Regions from separate parts of the Homo sapiens genome. Here region 1 is linked to region 2. Evidence: chromatin loops called from intact Hi-C (ENCODE). Cell type or tissue: breast epithelium. All regions are shown on one strand. Region 1 overlaps TBC1D14 (TBC1 domain family member 14). Region 2 has its middle 9.7 kb from the start of MAN2B2.

The links. A loop is a pair of places that touch in the nucleus more often than their neighbours do. Peaks named below come from ENCODE experiments on the same cell type or tissue, not always from the same donor. Only the 100,000 strongest peaks of a DNase experiment are listed, where the experiment ranks them.
Region 1: a loop joins it to region 2, with 19 times the contacts of the local background. A loop is called at or near these places in 2 of 110 quality-filtered maps.

Annotation. Positions count from the first base shown.
Region 1 is chr4:6,972,213-6,977,212 of GRCh38, forward strand. All of the region lies in intron 3 of TBC1D14 (TBC1 domain family member 14), which reads left to right. Among named protein-coding and RNA genes, the nearest start is that of TBC1D14, 65 kb to the left of the region's middle. RefSeq lists enhancers at 481-1,118, 1,119-1,757 and a silencer at 730-1,024. In breast epithelium, a CTCF peak has its summit at 2,345 (motif pointing right); a DNase peak (open chromatin) is centred at 2,369.
Region 2 is chr4:6,562,940-6,567,939 of GRCh38, forward strand. It overlaps a transcript of PPP2R2C not described here. Among named protein-coding and RNA genes, the nearest start is that of MAN2B2, 9.7 kb to the right of the region's middle. In breast epithelium, no CTCF peak of the experiment used is centred here; a DNase peak (open chromatin) is centred at 2,951; H3K4me3 peaks cover 1,796 bases; H3K27me3 peaks cover 2,121 bases.

The DNA of each region.
Region 1 (5,000 bases), 410 kb after region 2:
CTTCGTTGGAATTTACCATGGGTCAAGGAAAAGACAGATTTAAACAAATAACTCTACATATAATTATAGTTGTGATCAATGTTGTGAAGAATTGCGGTGATAAGCAATTCTTATCTCTGAGGTCACCTGTTTCAAGTGACTGTCAGCCGCCGGCCACCAAATGCAAGCGTCTGTTCTCAGCCCTCGTCTTCCTTGGCCATCAGCAGCATTACCCCGGCTCCTTGAGTGACTTTCTTGCCTCGGCTTCCAGGCTGCCCGTTCGCCCACCTTTTCGGTTTCCTTTGCTAGGTCCCTCATCTTCCCCATCCTCTAAATGTTAGAGTGCCTGGAAGGCCCTTCCCTGTCCACTGTCACCCTCTAGGGCAAGCTTGTCCAACCCGCCTTAGTTTTTTGTTGTTCTGCTTTGTTGAGGCTTTTAGCAGTCTGAAGCTATGGTTTTTGTTTTCTGTATCTAGAAGCGGAAAAGAGGGATGAGGAAGGGGCTTTACTGGCCCAATCAGAAACAGAAACTAAGAACCCATGACTGTATTCTCTCTCTTGGACACCCCTGGGGCATCTCAGCTGGACTCGAAGCTTCAGCGGTCAGGCTGCCGCCCTGTCTCCAGTTGGGACCTACCTCCTGCCCAAAAATGACCATTTAAAAAGTAAAAGTGATGCTTTGTAATTTGAGCAGGTGTCAGAGGCTCAGGGCTGAAAATACGTGGGGATGCTTTACAACAGACTCGGTAACTCTTTCCGACATAACACTGTGTACATAGGCTGTAGGGATTGACGTCGTTGTTGGAAATGAGGTTGAGCGGAAAGTTAATGTCCTGGTTGGACTCTGAGGGTGCTGCTGATTGTTGGAAAGATAGCCGCAGGGAGGATAGGCTTGTAGGTTTCAGTGTCCTGGATGAAACCCTGTCATGTGAGCACCGATGAGTACATGGCCTGTTGTGTTAGCATTTGTATAGCCTGGAATGTCTTGGGCGGCCTTCTGGAATTTCAAGTCAGCTCTTAGATTTTAAAGCAAGAATCCCAGAAGAAGGCAGATCCAGGACAGTGACATTTTCTCTCCTCACCTCTGAGAAGTCTGGGGTACTCCAAAAGTCTCAAAACATTGTAGATTGCAGCAAGGATAGGTCTTGGTGGTCAGTGGAAGTAATTGGCTGCTGGCCTACAGGCAAATTCTAAAATAACAAGAAAAAACTTCACTTTCATTATCCCTTACGCCTTTGCAAAATGGGTTTGAAAGAGCTTACAGAAGTGAACAGGTCCCGGTCCCAGGTTAGACGGAATAAGCACATTCCACCCGGTGTCACCCAATGAATGCAGATATAAAACCTGAACAGAAAGCATGGAGCAGCTATTTGAGATTCTGGAAAGTAAACAGTGGCAGGTGAGTTGGGGAAGAAGACCAGAATTTGAAGTACCACTGGATTGGTACTGAGTTTACCAATTTTTTTTTCCCTTCCAATATTTCTCAGCCTGAACTCAGGCAGACCCAAACCCAGGAATAGGTCTTAATGTGGACAGAGAGCACCAGGAGAAGCTCTGTACTTCTGACTTGGCGAATGGGTCTCTAACACTTAGAATGAAGAAACCCCATTTTTTAGTTTTATTTATTTATTTATATTTATATTTTATTTTGAGACAGAGTCTCACTCTGTCACCCAGGCTGAAGTGCAGTGGCGCAATCTTGGCTTACTGCAACCTCCACCTCCTGGGTTCAAGTGATTCTCCTGCCTCAGCCTCCTGAGTAGCTGGGACTACAGGCGTGCACCACCACCCCCGGCTCATTTTTATATTTTTAGTAGAAATGGGGTTTCATCATGTTGGCCAGGCTGGTCTCGAACTCCTGACCTCAGGTGATCCACCTGCCTTGGCCTCCCAGAGTGCTGGGATTACAGACATGAGCCGCTGGGATTACAGACATGAGCCGCTGCGCCCAGGCCTAGTTTTATTTTTTACTCTGTCCTCTTGCACCCCAGCCCTCAGGCATTCTTATGAGAGCAGCAGCTGATGGGAGCCTGAGACTCCCAGAAAAGGGGAGCTGATTAGAAGAATTTTGTTTCCAAGGGGTAAAGTGTGAACCCCCCGATGCTTTATTCTCTCTCTCTCCCCATTACCTGGCCCAGATATGGATGCAGTTGTGGGAAGCGTGTGGCTAGAGAACCAGAAAAGGGGAGACCCAGGAAACTAGAAAGTACTGGGGGGATTGCAGAGAGGAGGAGCTCAGGAAGGTAACCCTTTAAGGTGTTAATGAACTCCCAGACTTCTCGTCATGTTGTGGGTACCCAGATCTGACGCTGAGTAGCTTACGTAGACTTGGAGAACTCATCTCTGGGATAGACCACCATGCAGTTCCCTAACTGGCCACTGGATGGTGCACAGGCAGGATGGATCCAAAAAGCGCTTCAAAGGCTTTGAAAACAGCTGACTTGGGAACCACAACTCACAGAAGGCTGGCTGGAACTTGTGTGTGGAATCTAACTGCATAAATTGCTTACTAAGATAAAAACGTCAACATTCTCCCAAGGGTTGAGAGAAAATTCAGAGTTTCTTAACACAATATTGAAAATGTCTAGAATGCAGTTCAAAATTAATTGGCTTAAGAACTAGAATCATCTTTAAAAAAAAAAAATTTCCTCTGAATCAGAATAGGTTCAGATAGGATCGTCTTTTTTTGTGTGTCTGTTTTGTTTGTTTGTTTGTTTTTGTTTTGTTTTGTTTTGTTTGAGATGGAGTCTTGCTCTGTTGCCCAGGCTGGAGTGCAGTGGTGTGATCTCAGCTCACTGCAACCTCTGCCACCCAGGTTCAAGTGATTCTCCTGCCTCAGCTTCCCAAGCAGCTGGGATTACAGGCGCCCGTCACCATGCCTGGCTAACTTGTTTGTATTTTTAGTAGAGACAGGGTTTCACTATGTTGGCCAGGCTGGTTTTGAACTCCTGACCTCAAGAGATCCGCCCATCTTGGCCTCCCAAAGTGCTAGGATTACAGGCATGAGCCGCCGCGCCCGGCCTGTTTTTTGTTTTTGAGATAGGGTCTTGCTCTGTCCCCCAGGCTGGAGTGCAGTGGCGCATCTCAGCTCACTGCAACATCTGCCTCCCAGGCTCAAGCGATCCTCCCATCTCAGCCTCGTGAGTAACCGGGACTACAGGCACGTGACACCACACCTGGCTAATTTTGTATATTTTTTGTAGAGACAAGGTTTTGCCATGTTGCCCAGGCTGGTCTTGAACTCCTGGATTCAAGTGATCTGCCTGCCTCAGCCTCCCCAAAGTGCTGGGATTACAGGTGTGAGCCACTGCGCCTGGCCAGGATCATCTTTTAATAATCAAGACACCACTGCCGAGATAACACAGATGTTGGAATTATTCAATAGACTTTAAAGCAGTCATTATAAAAATGCTCCAACAAGTAAGGGTGCACACTTCTGAGATGGGAAAATAGAAAGTATCAGTAAAGGAAAAGAAACTATAAAAAGAATTAAGTGGAAATTTTGTAACTGAAAAATACACTAACTGAAATAAACTAACCAGACAGGCTCAATAGCAGAATGGAGATGGTAGAGGAAAGAGTGAAGGAATTTTAAGATCAATAGAAATTATCCAATCCAGGCTGGGAGTGGTGGCTCACACCTGTAATCCCAGCACTTTGGGAGGCTGAGGCGGGTGGATCACCTGAGCTCAGGAGTTCGAGACCAGCCTGGCCAATGTGGCGAAACCCCATCTCTACTAAAAATACAAAAATTAACCAGGTGTGGTGGCAGGTGCCTGTAATCCCAGCTACTTGGGAGGCTGAGACAGGAGAATCACTTGAACCCAGGAGCCGGAGGTTGCAGTGAGCCGAGATCGTGCCACTGCACTCCATTCTGGGTGACAGAGCACTCTGTCTCAAAACAAAACAAAAAACAGAAATTATCCAGTCTGCATAGTACAGAGAAAAAAATGAGTTTAAAAAATGAACAGAGCCTTAGGAACATGTGGGGCAGTACTAAAAAGTATAACACTGTCACTGGAGTGTCAGAAGGAGAGGAGAAACAATATGATGCAGACAACTATTGGAGTAAATGATGGCTGAATATCTCCCACATTTAGCAAAAGATAGAAACCTATAGATTCAGGAAATTCAGTGGCCGCCAAACAAAATAAACTCTAAAAAGTAAGAAGTCCATGTCCAGATACATCATAACCAAATTGCTGAAAATAAAGACAAAAAAATCATATAAGCAACCAGAGAAGAACAATGTCATACTTATTGGGGAATAACAATTTGACTGAATTTCTCATCAGAAACCGTGGAGGCCAGAAAAAGTAAAACGATATTGTTAGAGCGCCGAAAAGAACTGTCAACCCAAATTCTGTATCCAGCAAAAATGCCCTTCAGGAATGAAAGTGAAATAAAGATATTCTCAGGTGATGAAAAACGAAGAATTTGTTGCCAGCAGCAGACTTGCTGAAAGAAGTTGTTCAGATAGAAGGGCCTGTATGCTAGGAGGAGACTTGGAACATCAGGAAAGAAGGGGAGCAGAAATTGTCAGGATCTGGATAAATACAGTAGACTATTTTCCTTTTGTTTTAACTGAAAGCAAGTAGATGTTGCCTTTAAATATACAATAACAATGTGCTATAACACGATTAGAGTAGAAAGAGCAATAAACAATTTGCCGTATAATTATAATGCAAAGTTGGTGACTTAAAACACCATAAATATAAAGACATTCACAAAACCACAGTTGAATATACATAACTCTCATTTCCTGGGAAACACAATTTTAAATAAATAGTTGAGTTCCCCAATGGACTATCAATCCCGGAGAAGAAAATCAGGGCGCTCCCTCCTCTCCCTCTCCCTCCTCTCCCTCTCCCTCCTCTCCCTCTCCCTCTCCCTCTCCCCACTGTCTCCCTCTCCCCACGGTCTCCCTCTCCCCACGGTCTCCCTCTCCCTCTCTTTCCACGGTCTCCCCCTGATGCCGAGCCAAAGCTGGACTGTACTGCTGCCATCTCGGCTCACTGCAA
Region 2 (5,000 bases):
GTCATGGACTGTCCCTGCCAGCCAAAAAAAAAAAAAAAAGGCTTCTCCAAACCAGAGCAGCAGCCGGGCCTGACTCAGCACCCACCGGCGCGGGCAGCGGGAGGAGCGCGTAGACGCTGCTGGATGGTACCCGCGGCCGGGACTGAACTCCGCCGCATTGGGTCTTACCCCGGACTCCGAGCCGGACCCCGCGCCCGCACCTTCAGCCGGGCAGCGAGGGGGGGCTCGAGCGCGCCGGTTCTCGGCCGAGACGCTGTGGCTGACACCGGTGGAGCGATCTGCCCTGGCTCGCGCGGCGAGCAAGTGCTGGAGGCAGGGTTCCAAGCCGGTTCTGTCGGGTTCCCTCAAGACCCCGAGAGCACGCGCTCCGGAGGGACCCCGGCACTTCGGACCCTAGCAGAGCCAGCCCTGCCCCAGGACCGCCCCGGGGTCGGTGCCCGGGCTCTCTGAGTCTCGCTTCTGGCCCGCGAAGACGCGCCCTCTCCTCCAGTCGCGGGAGTCCCGCACCCGAGGGCCGCGTCCCCGGGCAGGGTGAGGTCCTGCGGGGCTGGGGGTGAGGCGGGGTGGGCGCGAGGCGGCTCCGGAGCGGCGGGGCCGGGCGCCCTGCAGCCCGCGCTTACCTTCGGAAACTTCGAGGTCGGCGGCCCCATTGAGCTGGCACAGGCACCAGGAGCCCTGGTCGGCGGCGGGCGCGGCGGGCGCGGCGGGGGCGCGGTCAGCTGGCAAAACAGCAAGGGCGCGTGAGCGCGGGCCCGGGGCGGGGGGCGGGGGGCGGGGGCGCGCGGCGAGGCTAACCCGGCTGCTGGGCCATGGGCGGCTCCGCAGGCTGCGACCGCGACGGGCGTCCTCCGGGCGGCTGCGGGGGGCCGGGCGCGGCGGCCGCTCCTCCTCCGCCTCCTCCGGGCTCGGCTCCCTGCGCGGGCGGGCGGGCGGGGAGGCGCGCCCAGAAGGCTCCGCCCGGAGCGCGGGTGCGGGGCGCGGGGTGCGGCTGCGGGCGCCGAGGGTGGGCGCGGGGCGACGATCGCGAGGCGCGGATCGCAGGGCGCGGATCGCGGGGCGCGGGGCCGGGCACCGGGTAAGAGGCGCGGGGTGCGGGCGCGGGGCGGGGTGTGGGTGCGGGCGCTGGGGCTGTCGCCACGGACCGAAGCGTCCCTTTCTGCCCCACCCACCGGTCCAGCGGCAGCCGCCTCCGCCAGCCGTCACCGCGCGAGGGCCGCCTGCCTGATGGCGATGCCCATTTTACTGAGGAGAAACTGAGGCACGGAGAGGGAAAGGGACTCAGGCGGAGTAAGCGGCCAAGGCGGGGCTCAGCTCCAGATTGCGATTCTGGTTTGAGCCCCTTTGCATCCTGCCCTTCCCCAGACCCGCCCTGCTGGGAGCTGGGGTCGCTGCCCACCCCCGCCCCCCCACCGGGTGCGAAGGGGACAGCAATCAATGCCATGAGGAGGAACGGGAGCTTCACAGCCACGCCCTCCGACCTTCCACGTGCAACAGACGAAGGAGGAAGAGCAATCAGCCACGCCGAGAGGAGGAGGCTGGACGTCCCGCGGGAAGGGCCAGGGCTAGAGAAGCCCATCCAAGGAGGGAGGAGAGAGCGTGCTCCCACGGTGATCCTAAGGCACGAGGGGCCGCTGGCCCTCTTGGGGTCCCAGCTGCCTCACCCTAACTGAGCACAGAACCCCGTGATGCCAATGTGCACAAAGTGGAAGCAGACAGCCACAGGGACACACGTTAATCCCCCCACTCCCCCCTCTCCTACCCTCCCCTCCCAGGAAGGGAGAGGAGCAGGGATGGCTAAGGATAGGCTCTCCAGGGAGCAGAAGAAGGAGAGCAGAGGGAAGGAAAGAGTGCTGCAGGCCCCAGGCCAAAGGTCAGGCCACCCCACCCCACCTTAGCCCAGTTCTAGGCCCGTGAGCTGCACCCTAGCCCCTCTACACCTCACCTAGCAGGAGGGATCTGCCTTCTAAGCCTCTGACCCCCTCCCTCTTCCTTCTTGGCCTTGAAAGTCCAATTTCGTCACCTCCACCTCCAGGAAGGCCTCCAGGGTCCTCCCAGGAGCCCCAAAAGCCCCAGAGCAGCCTCTCCCCGGGGCAGTGCCTGTCTTCCAACACGAGGTCATCCTGCAGCAGCATCAGCCCCTGTTCTCTCAGTTCCCAGCCCTCTGCCTGGCACAGCGTCAGGGCATGGCGGGGTTTCCTGATAAATACATGTCCCACGGGTAGCCTTACAGCCTGAGGTGGGGTGGACCTGGGTCAGGTCCCGGGCAGTCACTTGGCATGGCCTAGTTTCATATTTACAACAACCCTATGAATAGGCATAAATATCCCCATTTTAAAGGTTAGAACCTGGAGGCTCTGGGTCAGGCTGCCAGGAGCCATGGGATGCATCGTCCCTGCCCCAGGGTTAAGTGACTTGCTCACACTGCAGGTGAGCTGTGGAGGTGGGATGAGCCCCTCAGCTGAGCTTTCTGCACACACCAGGGCATGGCCCATTTCCTTGAGTGTGCAAGGGAGACAGGCATGCAGGTAATAATACATTCATTTATTCTTTCGACGGAAGGTAGACAGCCCCTCCTTTCTCCCAGGTGCCAAATCTGGTAGTGAACAAAACGAAGTCTCACGGAGCGTATGGTGTAGCGGGTGAGGAAGATGTTAACCAAATGCACACGTTACTATTGAATTCTATACAGCCATCAATGCTGTAGAGAGGGGAGGTTCACAGACGCTCTCTTTGGCCTTCCATGTGCAAGACACAAAGGAGGAATAGCAGTCCACTGCACAGAGTGGAGGCAGTGCTTCCAGGCAGGAGGGTCAGCACGTGCAAAGGGCTTGAGGTAGGAAGGGACTTGAAGGATCCAGTCGTGCAAGGGTGGTGGCCAAAGGAAGCCAGCTCATTCTAGGCAGAAGAGACACACAGAGGAGGAAAGGGGGGTGAGGATGGGGAGCCATGGGGCCTGTTTGCAGTTGCTGGAAGGAATGTAGTACAAGCATGTGGGAGGTACGGCCAAAAAAGCAAGTTGGGGCTAAACCCTGAATTGTTTGCAATGCAGGCTGAGGATGAGGTTTCCTGAGAGACACTGGGTAGCCATAGAAGGTTTGGAGGTAGGAGTATGCCAGGGTCCATGCTGCTGATCGGGAAGACTGTTTGGCACTGGACGTAGTCTCAAGCAGTTCGCCCATTAAAGCAAGAGGAAGTCCCCCAGAACTGTCCCACTTGCTCAGGAGGACGAAGAGTGCTGATGTCACAGGGTGCAGACTGAATGGGAGATGGCGCTGGTGGGCCCCTATCGCAAACTCTCACACCTGCAGAGGTCAGGCTGTTGCTCCTTGTGAGTCACCTGGGACAAGTCTGATGAAGAAGGGCGAGGGCACACACTACACTTCGCAAGGGTAGCGATGGCCGTTTCGAGGAGCATCAATGCCAGAGAACACTAGCATGATCTGAAAGAGTCCACGTTGCTGTATAGGCCCCTCTGGAACCTGCGTTTTTCATGACAGAGCTTTGATTCAAATGAGAAGCATTTTGCAGAACATCTCTTCAGAGTGGGGGTTGGCGGGGGGATACACATTTGGCATCAGCTTTTTTTCTGACAACAATTTGCTACTAGTAACCAAAGTAACAGAACCCAAAACCTAAAATAGCCTCTTCGGGCTGGGCACGCCAGAGCCTGTTCTTAGAAAGAAATGTTTCTAGGCTGTAGTCTGTCCCTGCAGTGAAATGCCAACCCCCGTGAAGTGAAGCTGAACTTTCATCTGAGATTGTCACAGAAGCTGCCCAGACACTTCCCCCAACCCAGGAGACTCCCCCAACTTCACTGCAATGAGGAATCCCCTCCCCCAACCCTAGCCACAAAAGGGTGTGTCCCCAAGGCCAGGATGGACACTCTCAGTGCTGGTACAGCTCAGAAAACAGTTGAGGAGGAAAAAGAAACCAACTCAGACCAGCCATTAGAAGAGACCAAGGGGAAATGAAATAAATGCTTTGTATCAACACGGGCCTGTGCACATTGCACCTAGACCACATCATCATCCCTGACTCCCCACGGCTCAAACAGCACATCAAATTCATCAGCAGTTTCCGTCAGCTCTTCCTGCAAAACACATTCAAGCCCGACCATATGTCACCACCCCCACTGCTATTCCCAGGTCCCAGCCACCATCATGTCTCACCTGGACTATTGCACGCACCTCCTACTTGGTCTCCCCACTTCTGCCCCGGCCGGGGCTGGTGTGTTCTCCACCCAGCAACACAGCAGTCAGAGGGATCCTCTTACAACATAAGTCAGATCACCTCACTCTTTGCTCAAAATCCTGCAATGGCTCCCATCTCCTTCAGAGTAAATTCCAAAGCCCCATATCTGCCCACTGCCCCCCACTCTAGAACCTTCCCTCCTGTTGTTCTTCCCCTGGTTCCCTCCATTCCAGCTACAGGGATCTCCTTGCTGGCTCCTGAGCTTACCAGGTATGGTGCTGCCTCAGGGCCTTTGCACTTGCAGTGACTGCTGCCCAGTAAGTTTGGTAAGGTTGGTCCCCAGACATCCACACCGCCCTCTTCTGCACCTCCTGCTCAGATGTCACTTTCTCAATGTGGCTTTTGCTATTTAAAACTGCACCCCTTTAAATTGTACCCAGTTTAAAACTGTACCCCCTACCCTACCCTCCTGATGGAGTTTGGATATTTGTCCCCTCCAAATCTCATGTTGAAATGTGATCCCTGTCAGGTGTCATGGTTCACGCCTGTAATTCCAGCACTTTGGGAGACCGAGGCAGGCAGATCACCTGAGGTTAGGAGTTCAAGACCAGCTTGGCCAACAGGGTGAAACTCCATCTCTACTAAAAATACAAAAATTAGCTGGGTGTAGTGGCAGGCGCCTGTGATCCCAGCTACTCAGGAGGCTGAGGCAGGAGGATTGCTTGAACTCGGGAGGTGGAGGTTGCAGTGAGCCGAGATCGCGCCACTGCACTCCAGGCTGGGAGACAAGAGCAAAAACTCTGTCTCAA